2 separate regions of the Homo sapiens genome follow, and region 1 is linked to region 2. A link is an interaction called in ENCODE POLR2A ChIA-PET data of the cell type or tissue named here. Cell type or tissue: GM12878. All regions are shown on one strand. Links, peaks and the distances in the headings refer to the core of each region. The heading gives the core; the rest is flanking DNA. Region 1 overlaps MED13 (mediator complex subunit 13). Region 2 overlaps INTS2 (integrator complex subunit 2).

Region 1 (9,472 bases), core at 4,330-9,329, 61 kb before region 2:
ACTAAGATGGTAGCCGGCGTGGTGGCTCACGCCTGTAATCTTAGCACTTTTGAAGGCCAAGGCAGGTGCATCACCTGAAGTTGGGAGTTCTTCAAGACCAGCCTGACCAACGTGGAGAAACCCCGTCTCTACTAAAAATACAAAATAAGCCGGGCATGGTGGTGCGTGTCTGTAATCCCAGCTACTTGAGAGGCTGTGGCAGGAGAAGAAGAATCACTTGAACCCGGGAGGCGCAGGTTGCCGCCAGCCGAGGTTGCCATGAGCCGAGATCGCGCCATTGTACTCCAGCCTAGGCAACAAAAGCGAAACTCCATCTCAAAAAAAAAAAAAAAAAAGTAGATATTTATTTATTTATTTCTGTACCTTAACTGATTTTGGAGATCATTTCTATCTGCACATATAGAGATTATCTTTTTTTATGGCTATATGTATTCCATTGTTCCTTACATATGATAATATATTTTACCAGTGCAGTGTTTATGAACATACAAATTGTTACCACCATTATCATTACAGCTACTTTTCAGTAATGCACAGATCCCTGGCTTTAAAGCATGGGTGTATTTTTATTTTATTTATTATTATTATTTTTGAGATTTGTTCTGTCACCCTGGCTGGAGTACAGTGGCACAATCATGGCTCACTGCAGCCATAACCTCCTGGGTCCAAGTGATCCTCTCACCTCAGCCTGCCAAGTAGCTGGTACTACAGGTGCTCACCACCACACCCAGCTAATTTTTGTATATTTTGTAGAGATGAGGTTTTGCCATGTTGCCCAGGCTGGTCTCCAACTCCTGGGCCCTAGTGATCTGCCCAACTCACCCTCCCAAAGGGCTAGGATTATAAGCACCCAGACGTGTATTTCAAGAAAAAAAAAAAAAAAACCTAAATAACTATCTGTAATGCCTTTTTTTTTTTTTTTTTTTTTTTTGAGACAGTCTCACTCTCTTGCCCAGACTGGAGTGCAGTGGCATGATCTTAGCTCACTGCACCCTCTGCCTCCCAGGTTCAAGCAGTTCTCATGCATCAGCCTCACGAGTAGCTGGGATTACAGGCATGCATTAACCACACCTGGCTAATTTTTGTATTTTTACTAGAGATGGGATTTTGCCATCTTGCCCAGTCTGTTCTTGAACTGCTTGCCTCAAGTGATCCACCTACCTAGGCCTCCCAAAGTGCTGAGATTACAGGCGTGAGCCACCATGCCCAGCCCCTGTAATATCAGTTTGAATTCCCACCAGTTAAAGTGCCTGTTTTCCCAAAGCCTTGCCTAGTAGGATGCTGATTCAGTGGATGAAAAATGGTTATTTCCCATTATAGTTTGAGAGATTAAATAGTACAGACTGTGGGGATAGATTTCTTGGGTTTAAATTCCTACTCTGCTACTTCTTGTGAAATGCTAGAGAAATTGCTTAACTTCCTCATTTATGTTTTCTCATCTCTAAAATGAAGTTAATAATAGTTTCTGCCTTATGTTTTTTGTGAGGATTAAATGAGTTAGTACATGCAAAGAGCTTTGAACAGTACCTAGCACATAGAATTATCATTGTTTGCTATTATTAATTTTAAATTGCTTTTTTAATGAGAAAGAGCATCTTTTTATGTGTTAGAGATAGTTTTGTTTTGTAATCTCCATGTTCTTAACCCATTTTTCTATTAGGTTGTTGGTCATTTTCTTTTAAAAATTTTTTTATTATGGTAAGAACACTCACCAGGCATGACGACTCACGCCTGTAATCCCAGCACTTTGGGAGGCCGAGGTGGGCAGATCACTTGAGGTCAGGAGTTTGAAACCAGCCTGGCCAACATGGTGAAACCCCATCTCTACCAAAAATTCAAAAATTATCCCGGTATGGTGATGTGTGCCTATAATCCCAGCTACTCAGGAGGCTGAGGTGAGATAATTGCTTGAACCCAGGAGGTGGAGGTTGGAGTGAGTGGAGATCGCACCACTGCACTGCAGCCTAGGCAACAGAGCAAGACTGTCTCAAAAACAAAACAAAAAAAAACTAAAAGAAAGAACACTTAACATGAGATCTGCGCTCTTAGTAAGGTTTTTTCTTTTTTCTATTTTTTAAATTATATTATTTTTAAATGTATAAATAAGGATGGTGTCTCACTATGTTGCCTAGGCCTCAAACTCCTGGGCTCAAGTAATCCTCCCACCTCAGTCTCCCAAGGTGCTGAGATTACAGGCATGAGCCACAGCACCTGGCCTACAGTGTATTTTTATGCCAATTTTTTGTTTGTTTGTTTTTGAGATGGAGTTTTGCTCTTTTTGCCTGGGCTGACGTGCACTGGTGCAATCTCAGCTCACCGCAACCTCCACCCCCTGGGTTCAAGCAATTCTGCTTCAGCCTCCTGAGTAGCTGGGATTACAGGCATGCACCACCATGCCCGGCTAATTTTGTATTTTTAATAGAGACAGGCTTTCTCCATGTTGGTCAGGCTGGTCTTAAACTCCCAGCCTCAGGTGATCTGCCCACCTCGGCCTCCCAAAGTGCTGAAATTACAGGTGTGAGCCACTGCACCCAGCCCCATGCCAAAAATTTAAATGCAGACCAGACGTGGTGGCTCCTGCACGTAATCCCAGCACTTTGGGAGGCTGAGGAAGGAGGATCACTTGAGCTCAGGAGTTTGAGTCCACCCTGGGCAACACAGCAAGATCCCATCTCTACAAAAACTTTAAAAATTAGCTAAGCATAGTGGCACACACCTGTAGTCCCAGCTATTCGGGAAGCTGAGGACAGAGGATTGCTTGAGCCCAGCAGGTTAATGCTGCAGTAAGGCGTGATTGTTCCACTGCAGTCTAATCTGGGCAATAGAGCAAGACCCTGTCTCAAAAAAATAAGTAAATAAAAAGACTTGTTTAGGAAATTCCTTAATGTTGAAAAGTCTTGACCACTGGCATTAAGTATTTTTGTCTCTAATAAAATATTTTCACTAATAATGACTTCATTAACTTTTGACATTTAAATAAAAAGGAGGCCGGGCATGGTGGCTCACACCTGTAATCCCAGCACTTTGGGAGGCCGAGGTGGGCGGACACAAGGTCAGGAGCTCGAGACCATCCTGGCTAACACGGTGAAACCTCGTCTCTACTAAAAAATACAAAAAATTAGCCAGGCGTGGTGGCAGGCACTTGCAGTCCCAGCTACTCAGGAGGCTGAGGCAGGAAAATGGCGTGAACGCGGGAGGCGGAGCTTGCAGTGAGCCGAGATGGCGCCACTGCACTCCAGTCTGGGCGACAGAGCGAGACTCTGTCTCAAAAAATAAATAAATAAATAAATAAATAAAAAGGAGACATGTCTTGTTTTTAAGTGTTTTCTTAAAATACATCTTTCTTATTTAGGAACTGATGAATCCCCAGAACCACTGCCAATCCCCACATTTTTGTTGGGTTATGATTATGATTATCTGGTGCTTTCTCCATTTGCTCTTCCTTATTGGGAGAGACTTATGCTGGAACCCTATGGATCTCAAAGAGATATAGCCTATGTTGTACTGTGTCCAGAAAATGAAGCCTTGTTAAATGGAGCAAAAAGCTTTTTTAGAGATCTTACTGCAATATATGAGGTAGGTGTTTAAAAAGAGATGACATTTTAAAACTACCTTACGATTTGTATTGTTGTATATACAGCATACTGGGCAGTTCAGTTGATTGGGACACAGTGATGATGTCAGATTAGATGTTTATTTCTCATACTAGCCAGTTACATTCTTTGCTGAGTTTGACCCAGTCTGTTAGATGTGTATGCCGTGGGTCAGAGTGGCTATCCCCCTATAGGAGGAAGAAACATTGAGGGCATATAGATATATATCCCTTTTAATGTGGCTTTTTCTAAAACAAAGGGTAACAATGTTAAATAGCCAGGAAAAAAGTTACATTTACAAAAATTCTAGTCTTTATTCTCTAGGATTTCAGGTAGTGACACTAGGCCTCACTTTCCTCATATGTAAAATAAATCTATGCTAGATATCACTAAGGTCCATTTCAGGTCTGAAATTCTTGCCTCTTCTTTTAAGTTATAATTCTCACATATCCATCACCAGGCGCAATAATTGTAAATTATAAGTGTTATGGGACATAAAGTCTTACTTTATTATTCCCTCCTTTTTCCACAAAGGCTTCGAAATTTAGTCTTTAAATTTTGATTCCTTATACAATCTGAATGTTAGTGTATGTTAGTTTAGCTTCCTTTTAAAATTTTCCACATAATTACAAGGTATTTGTAGTGTGTTTTTAATAAATAAACATTTCCCAAAGGGTGTTATTTGGAATATCAGTCCGGTAAAATCCTCTCAGAGAAAAAGTTCCATAGTTAAATAGGCTTGGGGAAACATTGTATATTATATTACCTTTTAGAGATTTACAATTCATATTAGGTTTTTAAAGGCTTTGAAATTCTTACAGTAAAGAACTCTTCTAAGTTTGCTTAATCCAATGTTTTAAATTTATTTAACATTGGGCTTCTAATAACAAAAATCAGTGACTCACAGAACTAGAGGGAGAAGGTGTATAAATATATTTGTATAACAATTTTTATTTTGCTTTGATTTAGGGATATTTGTATTCATAATTCATGAATTGGTGTTAATGTATACCTAAAATGACTGCATTTTTATGCTCACTTATGTCTGCATTCTGCAAGCTTTTATTCAAACAAAATGGTTCTAGTACTATTGTTATCTAGGTGTTTTTTCATTAGAGATATTTTAATTTTGAAAAAAAATTAATGAATTTCTAATGTAAAAATGAAAAAGACCTATGGCACCATTTCACCCTTGATATGTTTATTTTTTTGGCCTACTTCTAAAAACACCCTTGATATTTTTATCATAACTGTTAATTGCAAATGGTTAAGCTTATTTTAAGTAGCTTTCATGGTTGGTTTTATAATGTGTATCTAAATACAATAATAAATTTACTAATTCTGCTTTCTGTATGTATATTTGTAGTCCTGTCGATTAGGTCAACATAGACCTGTTTCTCGACTGTTAACAGATGGGATCATGAGAGTTGGATCTACTGCATCAAAGAAACTATCAGAAAAGTTGGTAGCAGAATGGTTTTCTCAGGCAGCTGACGGTAACAATGAAGCATTTTCTAAACTCAAGCTTTATGCACAAGTCTGCAGATATGACCTAGGTATTGAATTTGTATTTATTGTATAAGGCTGGTGTTAGCAAAATGTGGCCTGCTCCACCAGCTGTTTTTGTAGATAAAATTTTATTGGAACACAGCCATCCTCATTTATGTATTTTCTCTGGCTGCTTTTGTGCTACAACATTGGAGCTGAGTAGTTTTCATAGAGACTGTGTGGCTGCAAAGACAAAAATATTTATTATCTGACCCTTTACAGAACAAGTTTGCTGATCCCTAATGAGGGATCCCATCAGGTAGGAAGAAATTATGGGTTATAAATAAATTTTCTGTTGCCTCTGTAGGGTCTGATGTTTTAATAACTTGAAGATTCTTCATTTGTTACAGTTTAGAGATAAAATAATTTATAGTTAATCTCTACCAAACCAAGAAATAGTTCTTTGTTGTAGCTAAGAAAACGACAGCTGTTTAAGACTTGCTTGTTACATACTTTTTTTCTTTCATTCTACCCGTGCCTAACTGTATTGCTTATAAATACTCTTGAAAATAAAGATCAGTGGACTTCCTTTAGACTTAATCCAAAGAGATGCAGAACCAAAATATTGAATCTCATTAGACATTCCTATAATTTGAACCCCATAACATTATACCATTTTATATTTTAATTAGCTGTCAATGTAGTCAATATTTATTTGATTTGTGATTTAGAAACCCTTTGAATAGTTTGATGAATATTGCTAGATACCTTTTTTACATTTAATTATACTTAGAAAATAGAATTTTGTTACACTTTCATAGTAATCATTTCTTTAATTTTGAGTGAAAATTCTGGCTTTTTCAATTCCATTTTAAATATGTTTCTTCAGTCTCTAGGGGAAAATAGAAAGCAAGTGTAGGTCACACCATTAGCAAGCAATTTCGGGGCTATAATTACCAAGAAAACATCAACTGGATTATGATTCTGTTTACACAGTAGAATTTAAAAAAACCAGTCAGTGAAATAAAGAATTAAATTTCGTACCTGTTTTTATTCTTTAGGTCCTTATCTTGCTTCCCTGCCATTGGACAGCTCTCTACTTTCCCAGCCAAATTTAGTTGCCCCTACAAGTCAGTCTTTGATTACTCCACCTCAGATGACAAATACTGGAAATGCTAATACTCCATCTGCCACCTTAGCATCTGCAGCGAGCAGCACTATGACAGTGACTTCAGGTGTTGCCATATCTACTTCAGTTGCCACAGCTAATTCAACTTTGACCACAGCTTCAACTTCATCTTCATCATCCTCCAACTTGAATAGTGGAGTATCATCAAATAAACTACCTTCGTTTCCACCCTTTGGCAGTATGAACAGTAATGCTGCAGGATCCATGTCTACACAAGCAAATACAGTTCAGAGTGGTCAGCTAGGAGGGCAACAGACATCAGCTCTACAGACAGCTGGGATTTCTGGAGAATCATCTTCACTTCCCACTCAGCCGCATCCTGATGTGTCTGAAAGGTACCTTTAAAAATACTGATTTTTGCAGAAATATAAAAACTATGATGCTGCTTCTTTCTTTTTTTTTCTTGAGACACAGTCTCACTCTTTTGCGCAGGCTGTACTGCAGTGGTGGGATCTGCACTCACTGCAACCTCTGCCTCCCGAGTTCAAGTGATTCTCCTCCCTCAGCCTCCCTAGTAGCTGGAATTACAGGCATGTGCCACCACGCCTGGCTAATTTTTGTATTTTTAGTAGAGACAGGGTTTTGCCATGTTGACCAGGCTGGTCTCAAACTTCTGACCTCAGGTGATCCACCCACCATGGCTTCCCAAAGTGCTGGGATTACAGACGTGAGCCACCACGCCCAGCCATGCTGCTTTTTTTCTAAATAAGACGTTTTGAATGAGCATAAAGTGCTTTTTTATCTTAGTCTTGAAATTTTAGTTTGTATCTTTTTTTAAGACAAGGTCTCACTCTGTCACCCAGGCTGGAGTATAGTGGCGTGATCACGGCTCACTGCAGCCTCGACCTCCTGGGCTCAGGTGATCCTCCCACCTCAGCCTCCTGAGTAGCTGGGACTTACAGGCATGCACCACCATGCCCAGCTACTTTTTTGTAGAGATGTGGTTTCACCCTGTTGCCCTGGCTGGTCTGGAACTCTTGGACTCAGCAATCTGCCTGCCTCAGCCTCCCAAAGTGCTGGGATTACAGGCATGAGCTATCGCACCCGGCCTAGTGTTGAATATTTTATGTATAAAATTATAATGAGGACTTTACTTCATAAAGTATCATAGAATTCTAGAATCTGAGGGTGGGAATTAAGAGCTTGAAAACCATATAGTCCAGATACCCATATGACATTTGAGTCTTCTGTGGCATAATTGTCAAGTAGATTTGCCTGTGCAAATCACTCTGGTGATTGAGAAGTCACTATTGACCCACTCTATTTAGAGGCTTTAGAGTTGTACTGAGGTTTGAATCTCAGCTCTGCCATTTACCTGCTTTGTGACTTCGGGGAAACTCTAACTTTCTGAGCATGTTTTCTTATCTGTAAGATGAGAGTAATATGATATAATATACATTAAGTACTTTACACAGTGATTCCAAGTTATTTATAGTGACAAGAATGATTATGACAGCTCTCATTCCTTTTTTGATGAAGGTTTTGATCTTCCCTTTTGATTTATAGGCCAAGTTGGCCAGAGCTTAATTATATCTGTCAGCTACCCAGGATGCAGTTGTGCCCAAAATTATACTCATATGTGGGTAAAAACAAACCATTATCGAGATTGATACACTCATCTTGAACATATGAATAGATTTGAAGTGTAAAAAAATCAAATCACCCATCAAAGAATGAAACTTGTACACCATTGAAGCTGTAAAGTATGAAATAAATGTATATAGTCTAAAAATGGGACCAGGTGAAGTGGCTCATGCCTGTAATCCTAGCACTTTGAGAGGCTAAGGCAGGAGGGTTGCTTGAGACCAAGAGTTCAAGACCAACCTGGTCAACATAGTGAGACTCCCATCTCAAAAAAAAGATATATATATACACATATATAGAGAGAGAGAGTCTGAAAATGTACTAGAACATTAAATAAGTCTGGAAACGTGGTTTCTTTCTGGCCTAGCTCTACCTGTAGCCACCTTTATAAATTTGGTAAGCTATTTGAGATAGCCTCAGACAAAGAGACCTATCTTTGTCTCAGTTTTATCCCTTAAACTCTAAGCCATCTTTTGTATCTAATACCCTTACCCTATGGTTTTAAGAATTTTTTTTCTTTTCTTTCTTTTTTTTTTTTTTTTTTTTTTTTTTTTGGTAAATTTAAGGCAAGACCTCTTAAGGCAAGTGTCTTTATACACTGTGAAATTGTATGTACAATGTTTATGGTTCATTTTGGCGAGAAAGAAATGTCCTTCATTTTTAGAGAGGCTTTCTGACACCTTTCACCAAAAAAGAGGGAGGAGGGGGATATTAAGAACCTGCTTAGATGCTACCCCAAGCATATACAGTACAACTTTTTGTCTCATTTCTACCTTAAATTTTAGCACGATGGATCGGGATAAAGTGGGAATCCCCACAGATGGTGATTCACATGCAGTCACGTATCCACCTGCAATTGTTGTTTATATAATTGATCCTTTTACATACGAAAATACAGACGAGAGCACTAACTCTTCTAGTGTGTGGACATTGGGGCTACTTCGATGCTTTCTAGAAATGGTCCAGACTCTTCCTCCTCATATCAAGAGTACTGTTTCTGTACAGGTAAGAGTGATAGATGTTGTGAGTTAAAATTATGTAAAACAGTTTAATGTTGTCAGAAGTTTCAGATACTACTTTTCTGTATTCAAATTGATTATCTAAAAGCCAAGTTCTATTATATTGATTTTACTTTAATATCATAATATAAATCTTAGAGAATTTATAAAAGATAAACTTTATAGTCATATGACAGTAATAATACAGAATAAAAAAATTCCATTAAGTACATTAAATGTTTCTCCTGTGTTACTTTTATAAGCCAATTTTTAAATTCATGAGCCTAAATAGAAAAATGTAGCATGTACCTAAACAAGACAGGTTGCAAGAAAAGGAGAAAGCAATTAACCATATTAAGTTGTTAGAAGAAATTTTGAATTTATTTTATAGACTTCAACAGGACTAGTCAATGGCATTATTAATATAATTGTTATATAGAAAATTTTACAGTTTTTTGTTGTTGTTTTTTTTCTGAGACAGAGTCTCGCTCTGTCGCCAGACTGGAGTGCAGTGGCGTGATCTCGGCTCACTGCAACCTCCAGCTCCCAGGTTCAAGAGATTCTCCTGCCTCAGCCTCCTGAGTAGCTGGGACTACAGGCGCATGCCACCACACCCAGCT
Region 2 (9,715 bases), core at 2,136-7,135:
ATACATGTATTATCTCTGTTCATTCATCTACTTAACAGACTTTGAGTGCTTGCTGTATGTTAGGCACAATGTTCGACTGTGCAGAGTGAGAGAAGACTAAGGCATTGTCCCTGCCTGAAGAACTGTAGTGGTTATAGAATTGTAAACTCTTTTGTTTTTTTTGAGACGAGAGTATCACTCTGTTGCCCAGGCTGGAGTGCAGTGGCGCCATCTTGACTCATTGTAACCTCCGCCTCCTGGGTTCAAGCGATTCTTGTGCTTCAGCCTCCCAAGTAGCTGGGATTACAGGCATGCACCACCACACCCAGCTAATTTTTATATTTTTAGTAGAGATGGGGTTTCACCATGTTGGCCAGGCTGGTCTCGAACTCCTGACCTCAAGTGATCCGTCCGCCTTGGCCTCCCAAAGTGCTGGGATTACAGGCGTGAACCACTGCATCAGGCCAAGAATTGTAAACTCTTAATTATAGGAGTTCTATAAGGTAAATATTGTTGATAAAATATTTCCTTGTCATTAAGGAAATTGGGGTTCAGAGAGGCTAACCAATGTGCCTAAAGGTATATAATCGTCTAATAGTAGAGCTGGCATTTAAACCCCAAGAACTTACGTCTTCAAAATCTGAGCATTTTCTCCTATACCACATATCACTTTGTTAGTCTTTATGTATTTGAAAGTACCATTGAAATAATATTCCACAATTCAAATTGTCACTAATTTAGTCTTTCCTCTGCAACCAATCCAAATTATGGTGAATATTCATTCTTCAGACAAACTAGTGGATTTTGAGTTTGCTTGATTGGTTAAAATGAGATTCTGTAGTCACGACAATCTCTTCAAATAGGCCAATTTGAAAGTGTTTAAGTGGGGTGCTATGTTTTAGCTCCCTTTTAGTTTAGTAAATGCTTCATGCTTTCTTCCTTTTGTGATCCATATTTCTTTCAGAGAAAAAGAGAGACCAGCAGTTCTGTCCTTTGGCAGATGAGAAGGCAGCTTCTTCTGGAGTTGATGGGCATTCTTCCCACAGTAAGAAGCACCCGAATTGTGGAAGAAGCTGATGTGGATATGGAGCCCAATGTGTCTGTGTATTCGGGGCTGAAAGAAGAGCATGTTGTGAAAGCCAGTGCACTCTTACGTCTGTACTGTGCTTTGATGGGGATCGCTGGACTCAAGTATTCAATAGTTTGATATTTTACCTTTTTGTCATTTTACCTTCTTGTTTCTATTCTCAAGAAAGTGAGCCAAAGGCCTTTTATTCAGAGGATTAAAGTTTTCTGTTGGACTCAGGTAGTGGGCTGGCCTGTAAGAAGAATGAAATCCTAAGGCCAAGAATTTCTAGCAGAGATGTATTCATCTATTTTGTTCTGATTGTAAACAGAACTATATAAATATGGGAGGAGCCAGAGCAGTTTATCAATTTCCAATCACAGTTTAAAGAAACCTGTGATTTCAACACAGCTTGACAAAACTATAGTGAATGATCTGTGAGTGATCTTTTACCATTGACTAGTTGAAGTAAATCTCTCCTTTGTTTCCTTTTACAGCTGATATCATAATTGTTTAAAATTAATATGATGTGATTAATAAGTACAATGTTTTTTTTTTTTTTTTTTTTTGAGATGGAATCTCCGTCTGTCGCCCAGGCTGGAGTGCAGTGGTGTGATCTCGGCTCACTGTAACCTCTGCCTCCCGGATTCAAGCGATTCTCCTGCCTCACCACACCCGGCTAATTTTTTTTTTTTTTTTTTTGTATTTTTAGTAGAGACGGGGTTTCACCATGTTGGCCAGGCTTGTCTTGAACTCCTTACCTCAGGTGTTCTGCCTGCCTCAGCCTCCCAAAGTGCTGGGATTACAGGCATGAGCCACTGTGCCTGGCCAGTACAATGTTTCTTAGTCACCATACAAAATCCTTTTGAATAGTGTTCTTAATAATTGTACATACAGTCCTCATTTGCATGTCTCCAATATGCATGAGTTTCAGTTACGCCAGTTTATTTAAATAATGCTGGTCTCTCAACACAGTTGCCATTTCAGTTGCCATGATACATTAACCAGTTAATTGTATAGAGTTTGTGAGCTCCTCAGGACACAGATCACTAAGTAAATAACAGATGTACATCATGGTTAGTGACCAATGGCCTCACTTCTTTCAAAGTCTGTCGGTAGCTGGTTACTGCACACCTGTTATTTGATTCATGTACATATAGCAGAGGAGGTAGTTGTAAAGGTTGAATATCCCTTATCTGAAATGCTTGAGACCAGAAGCGTTTGGGATTTTAGAACTTTTCGGATTTTGGAATGTTTATATTTACCGATTTAGCATCCCTAACAGAAATTCAAAATCCTTAATGCTCCAATGAGCATTTCCTTTGAGCTCATTACCTCATATTGGCACTCAGAATGTTTTGGAGTTTGGGGGCATTTCAGATTTTAGGTTTTTTGGATTGGGGTTACTCAACCTGTATTGCTTCCTTTCTCTCCATAATGAACTCATGTTCCAAAACATGGAAACAGTTTTTGGAACATTATATTCCAAAAACAGATAATTGGAAGAGACAGTTGGCCAATAAAGATGAAAGCATAGGCCAGGCGCGGTGGCTCACGCCTGTAATCCCAGCACTTTGGGGGGCCAAGGTGGACAGATCACCTGAGGTTGGGAGTTCGAGACCAGCCTGACCAACATGGAGAAACCCTGTCTCTACTAAAAATACAAAATTAGCTGGGTGTGGTGGCACATGCCTGTAATCCCAGCTACTTGGGAGGCTGAGGCAGGAGAATCACTGGAACCCAGGAGGTGGAGGTTGCGGTGAGCTAAGATTGCACCATTGCAGTCCGGCCTGGGCAATAAGAGTGAAACTCCATCTCTACAAAAACAAAAAACATAAAAAAAAGGAGGCAAAGGCTGTTTAAACTACTCTTGATAAAGTCTTTACGAAGAAATAAAAAAACTTTAAGACCGGGCACAGTGGCTCACGCCCATAATCCGAGCGCTCTGGGAGGCCAAGGCTTGTGGATCAGTGAGGTCAGGAGTTCGAGGACAACCTATTCAAGATGGTGAAACCCTCTCTCTACTAAAAATACAAAAATTAGCTGGGAATGATGGCGTGTGCCTGTAGTCCCAGCTACTCAGGAGTCTGAGGCAGGAGAATTGCTTGAACTTAGGAGGTAGAGTTTGCAGTGAGCCGAGATTGTGCCACTGCGCTCCCGCCTGGGCGACAGGGTGAGACTCTGTCTCAAAAAAAAGAAAGAAAGAAAACAGTTTAATTCCCAATGTTTCTAATATTTTCAATTAGAGTACTATAAAAATATTAGTTTTACCATTTAAAAAAAAAAATTCCTGGCTGGGTACAGTGACTTACACCTGTAATCCCAGCATTTTAGGAGACCAAGGGAGGTGGATTTTTTGAGCCCAGGAGTCTGAGACCAGCCTGGGGAACGTGGCAAAACCCTGTCTCTACTAAAAAAAATAAGCTGGGCATGGTGGCGCATACCTGTGGTCCTAGCTACATGAGGACTGACGTGGGAGGATTACCTGAGCCTGGAAGGTCAAAGCTGAAGTGAGCTCTGATCCTGCCACTACACTCCAGCCTGGGCGATGGAGCAAGACCTTGTCTCAAAAAAAAAAAAAAAAAATTATGCATTATAATCAACAGAGTTTTTAATGTTTTGACAAAAATTTTAAAGGCTACAGTACAACCATACTTTTCACCATTGATTATTAAGATTGTGTTGCATGATTTCAGCTTGCATGGTCATTTTTATGGTCTCACACTACAGGGCAAAGGGAGGACCTGCCTGTATTTGTGTCCACAGTAAAACACTGTAGTTGTAATTTCTCAACAGTTTTGCATTTGGCAACTTGAGATGTTAAAGATTTTATAAATAGCAAGATACCATTATAAAGTTTAAAATTTGTAACTAAAAGGTTAAAAATTCACTTTTTCTTCTTCATCCCAACTAAAAATGTAAAGCCTAATGATGTATTCCTTTTTAGACCAACTGAAGAAGAAGCTGAGCAATTACTGCAGTTGATGACGAGCCGTCCTCCTGCTACGCCAGCTGGGGTTCGCTTTGTTTCACTTTCCTTTTGTATGCTACTGGCCTTTTCTACACTTGTCAGGTACCTAACTATATAAGTTGCTCCATTTTCTCAAGGTTTACTTTTATTTACTCAATAAAATTGTATAGCATTAGATAAGAGTTTTCTACAAAAGCTGGTCTAGGTATGGACAGTCGTAGTTTTGTTTTGTTTTTTCCAATTTTTAAGAGAAGGGGTCTAGCTTTGTTGCCCAGGCTGGAGTACAGTGGCTGTTCATGGGTATGATCATAGCACAGTGCAGCCTTGAACTCCTGGCCTCAAATAATCCTCCTGACTCAGCCTCCCAAGTAGCTGGGACTGCAGGTGTATGCCACTGGCCCAGCTTATTTGTATTTTTTTAAAATAAGGATATCAGTAGCATCTGATTCATTTTATTTATCTTATATATGTACATTGTTTAAATAAGTCGAAATAGTTCTTCAGGATTTGTTAAGGCAAATAGCAGTCCTTCCTTCTCTCCTTCCTATTTTATCTTTCTTAGAAGCAGTGTCTTTCAATTCTTTTAGCTGTTTATTTTGTGTTTTACTGCTACATCTGTAATAATATGTTTGTATTTGATACCTCTTGATTTTTGCTTTTAGGTATTTTTTATTGAGTTCCCAGTATGAAAGATGAGAAATTAGTTCTCTGTCTTTTTTCTCCCTGTCCTAAACACATCCATACATGTCCTTCCTATCCTCTCATTCTCCTAGTATGGTTATAATTTAGATTAGATCAATATATAGTTGTTATGATTATGTAAGCACTACTGAGAACTCAACCATGCAGTATATGATTATTTTTTACTTCCTTGTAAAACTTGTTTTTTTTTTTTTGGATTAATATTTATCCTGTGTTTTTGTTTTTTGCTTTTAACTTTCTTGGTGTTATATGTACCATTCATGTAACCTCAAACTCTCTGCCAGCCTAAATCTTCTCTCCAGATGTTTTGACTCATTAGACAGTCTGTGAGTTTCATCTTCTTGAGGAGATTTCTTCAGGAGCATTTTGGTCTGGAATGGTTACCAGGTATACCTGGTAGTATAAAGCTCTCATCCTGGGATTGACCTTCACCATCATTTTGGAGACTTGCTTCATCTCTCCTTTGTTGGATCTTCTGTTTCTTATATCTCATATCATCATATTACCCAGGCGTGGTGGCTCACACCTGTAGTCCCAGCTACTCAGGAGGCTGAGGCGGGAGGGTTGCTTGAGGCTATGAGTTCGAGGCCAGCTGGGGCAACATAGTGCGACTCCTGTCTTTGTTTAAAAAAAAAAAAATTAAAAAGAAAACCTATCCTTTCTTTCTTTTTTTTTTTTTTTTTTTCCTTTTTTGAGACGGAGTCTAGCTTTGTCGCCCAGGCTGGAGTGCAGTGGTGCGATATCTTGGCTCACTGCAAGCTCCACCTCCCAGGTTCACGCCATTCTCCTGCCTCAGCCTCCCGAGTAGCTGGGACTACAGGAGCCTGCCACCACGCCCGGCTAATTTTTGTATTTTTAGTAGAGACGGGGTTTCACCATGTTAGCCACGATGGTCTCGATCTCCTGACCTCGCGATCCACCCGCCTCGGCCTCCCAAAGTGCTGGGATTACAGGCGTGAGCCACCGTGCCCAGCCTCTGTTTTTTTTTTTTTTTTTTTTTTAAGCTCTTTCACCCAGGCTGTAGTGCTATGGCACAATCATAGCTCACTGTAATCTTGAACTCCTGGGTTGAAGTGATCCTTCTCCTTGAACCTCCCAAATAGCTGGGACTAAGGCACGTTCCACTACCCCTGGAGAATTTTTTTTTTTTAAGAGACAGTGTTTCGCTGTGTTGCCCAGGCTAGTCTGAAACTCATGGCCTGAAACAGTCCTCCCACCTCAGTCTCTCAAACCACTGGGTTTACAGGGGTGAGCCACTGTACCTGGTCTTAGAATGAGCAAGTTATTTTTAGAGTGCTGAACAGGTTCTAAAATTCTGTTGTGTTGGTGGTTGCATAACTCTGTATATACACTAAAAACCACTCAATTGTACACTTTGGGTAAATCTTATGGTATGTATATTACATCTCAATAAAGCTGTTTTCTAAAAAGTAGAACAAGATTGAGGGGAAGGAAAAGAGGAAAGGATAAGAAAATACGACAATCATTTCAAAAAGTCCAATTCCAAATAAAAGGAGGTTTTAGACAGAACACCCAAGAAGAAAACATTACCAACAAATTTATTCAGGAAAATTTCCTAGAACTGAGAGACATGAGTTTCCAGGTTCAAAGGGCTTACTGAATGCCTAGGACAATAGTCAAAAAGAGACTCAGGCTAAGGCATATCATCCAGAAATTTCAAAACCCTAGGGATAAAAAACTAATCCTACGAGTTTCTATATTAAAAACAAATAGGCCACACAAAGGACCAGGAATCAGAATGTCAGACTTCCTGACAACACTGGAAGTTAGAAGACAATGAAGCAACACCTTCAAAGTCCTGAAAGGAAATTATTTCCAACTTAGAATTCCATACCCCATCAAACTATCAATCAGATGTCAAAGTAGGACAAAGATATTTTCAGAAATACCCAGTCTCAAAAAGAATTTACTTCACACATACCCATTCTGAAGGAGCAAAATGGCCAGGCACACTGGCTCACGCCTGTAATCCCAGCACTTTGGGAGGCTGAGGCAGGTGGATCACCTGAGGTCAGGAGATCGAGACCATCCTGGCTAACACGGTGAAACCCCGTCTCTACTAAAAAAAATACAAAAAAATATTAGCCGGTCATGGTGGCGGGCGCCTGCAGTCCTGTAGGCTGAGGCAGGAGAATGGCGTGAACCTGGGAGGCAGAGCTTGCAGTGAGCCGAGATTGCGCCACTGCACTCCAGCCTGGGCTACAGAGCGGGACTGCATCTCAGAAAAAAAAAAAAAAAAAAAAAAAAAAAAAAAAAAAAAAGAAATCATTCTGCCTTTTAGGATTTGTCTTTAACTTTATCTTCAATTCCTATTCAGTCTTTAATTTCTAAGAGTGCTTTTTTGGCTCTCTGAATGTTTCTTCTTTGTAGTGTCTATTGGTTCATTATAGCATAATTTCTTTGATATTAGTCATACTGATTTTGAAGAGATTTTATTATTTGTATTGCTTCTTTTCTCTAAGCTGCTTTTTTTCCCTGCCTTTTTTGGGTCTCTATTTTTAAAGTTAGAAGCTTTTCTCAGATACTTAATATTTATTATTATTTTTAAATTTCTATTTATTTATTTATTTAGAGATGGGGGCTCTCTCTGTTGCTCGGGGCAAACTCAGTGGTACAGTCATAACTCATTGCAGCTTTGAACTTCTGGGGTCAACAGATCCTTCCACCTCAGCCTCCCAAGTGGCCAGTGTGGGCCACCACACCTGGCTTATTTTTAAAAGTTTTTTGTAGGGATGGGGTCTCACTTTTGTTGCCCAGGCTGATTTTGAACTCCTGGCCTAAGGTGATCCTCCTGCCTTTGCCTCCCAGAGTGCTGTAACTACAGGTGTGAGCCACCACACCCAGCCAATATTAATTGTTCATATACATATATAAATATAATTTTTGAGACAGAGTTTTGCTCTTGTTGCCCATGGTGCAATGGTGTGATCTCGGCTCACCGCAACCTCTGCCTCCCGGGTTCAAGTGATTGTCCTGTGTTAGCCTCCCGAGTAGCTGGGATTATAGGCATGTGCCACCACCCTCAGCTAAGTTTTGTATTTTTAGTGGAGATGGGGTTTCTCCATGTTGGTCAGGCTGGTCTCGAACTCCTGACCTCAGGTGATCTGCCTGCCTTGGCCTCCCAAAGTGCTGGGATTACAGGTGTGAGCCACCACGTCTGGCCGATTGTTCATATTTAAGACTAGGAAATGAAAAAGCATATTAGAACCTCTAATGCATAAGTGGGTCTTTGGGAAACTCTTGGGCTGATCAGAGTTCTAAAGATTATTGTCTGGCCTGGAGAGGGAAGACCTATACAGAAACCCATAAACAAAGTTAAAGAGTGAGGGTTAAGGGCTGGTAGATATCAGCCTGCAGTATAATCGTTTACTTAATTCTCCTACTTTCAGAATGGTGCTCCAGATATACCTGGTTGTCCCTTAATTCAGATGCATGATTTTACCACCTCCAGACAATAAATCTCCAGTCTTCTCTCTGCTGAGGGAAGGGTATTCTTCTAGTTGTGCAGAATGCAGGAGGTGATTTGGAGGTCTACTACTTATATAGAATGTCAACCTCTTAATTTTAGTCTGTCTTCACTCTCAGTCCTGGAACTGCCTGGAGTAGCCTGAGCCCTTTGGGAATTCCGTGGTATAAAATGGATGGGTTTTCTCTTCTACCAGTTTAGCATTTTGCTTCCTCAGGTCTGCTGAGTCCGTTTCCATTTATCTATATATTCTCTAGCTTCCAGTATTTTGTGGTGTTGTCCCTCCTCAATATCTTATGCGTTTATGCCTTTTAAGAAAATCCCTTTAATGTAGCTTTAATGGAGTTTCAGGATGGTGTAAAATTAGGTACATGAATTCTTTCTTTTCTTTTTACTTGAAGTACTTTCTAAACATTATCTCAAATCCTCATTACTCTTATAAGGTATTTTTTTTTTTTTTTTAGATAGGATCTTGCTTTGTTTCGCAGGCTGGAGTCCAGTGGCACGATCAGGGCTCGCTGCAGCCTTGGCCTCTTGGGCTCAAGAGATCCTCCCATCTTAGCCTCCCGTGTAGCTGGGACTACAAACATGCGCCACCATGCCTGTCTAATTTTTAAATTTTTTTGTAGAGATGGGATCTCACTTTGTTGCTCAGGCTGGTCTTGAACTGCTGGGCTCAAGCTATCCTCCTGTCTTGTCCTCCCAAATTGCTGGGATTACAGGCAAGAGCCACTGTGCCCAGCCTTATAAGGTATTTTTGTCTATATCTTATAGATAGAAAAACTAATGTTTAGAAAGATACTTAAAAGTCCTTAAGATAGGCCAGGCACAGTGGCTCATGCCTGTAATCCCAGCACTTTGGGAGGCCAAGGTGGGTGGATCACCTAAAGGTCAGGAGTTCGAGACCAGCCTGGCCAACATGGTGAAACCCCGTCTCTACTAAAAATATAAAAAATTAGCTGGGTGTGTTGGTGGGCACCTGTAATCCCAGCTGCTCGGGAGGCTGAGGCAGGAGAATCTCTTGAATCCGGGAGGTGGAGGTTGCAGTGAGCCAAGATTGTGTCATTGCACTCCAGCCTGGGCAACAAGAGCGAAACTTCTCAAAAACAAAAAAAAAGTTCTTAACATTTGAGAGCTACAGTGAAAAAGGAAAAGAAAGATTATTTGTGTTTCTTCTTCAAGATCACACTACCAGTAATTAGCAGAGATGGGATTCTCACTCAGATGTGGTAGGCTGTAAAGGCTGTAATCTTTCTACTACATAACACTTTATTATTTGTTATATGGTTTAGGTATAGTTGAGAATGACCTTTTTTATTTTCTTAGCTTTTGGTAATAGAAGAATTATACTTTTCATTTGCTTTTTGTTGCATCTATTTTTACTGCACTGAAGTGGAAAGAGATTGGTGAAAAAATTTTCACAAGTCAACGTCAGCTTGTACTTTTCAATTAAAATTTAGACCGGGTGTGGTGGCTCAGGCCTGTATTCCCAGCACTTTGGGAGGCTGAG

What was found. Peaks named below come from ENCODE experiments on the same cell type or tissue, not always from the same donor. Only the 100,000 strongest peaks of a DNase experiment are listed, where the experiment ranks them.
Region 1: POLR2A ChIA-PET joins it to region 2 with 7 read pairs; 5 of 35 experiments call an interaction of 5 or more read pairs at or near these places.

Annotation. Positions count from the first base shown.
Region 1 is chr17:61,962,139-61,971,610 of GRCh38, reverse strand. MED13 (mediator complex subunit 13) reads left to right here. Exons shown (of 30, transcript NM_005121.3): 18 at 3,353-3,576; 19 at 4,960-5,149; 20 at 6,143-6,605; 21 at 8,640-8,859. Among named protein-coding and RNA genes, the nearest start is that of INTS2, 39 kb to the right of the region's middle. In GM12878, for the core only: no CTCF peak of the experiment used is centred there; no DNase peak of the experiment used is centred there.
Region 2 is chr17:61,898,863-61,908,577 of GRCh38, reverse strand. It overlaps INTS2 (integrator complex subunit 2), which reads left to right. Exons shown (of 25, transcript NM_001351695.2): 8 at 944-1,170; 9 at 3,993-4,118. Among named protein-coding and RNA genes, the nearest start is that of INTS2, 24 kb to the left of the region's middle. RefSeq lists an enhancer at 3,952-4,261. In GM12878, for the core only: no CTCF peak of the experiment used is centred there; a DNase peak (open chromatin) is centred at 4,067; H3K27ac peaks cover 1,120 bases.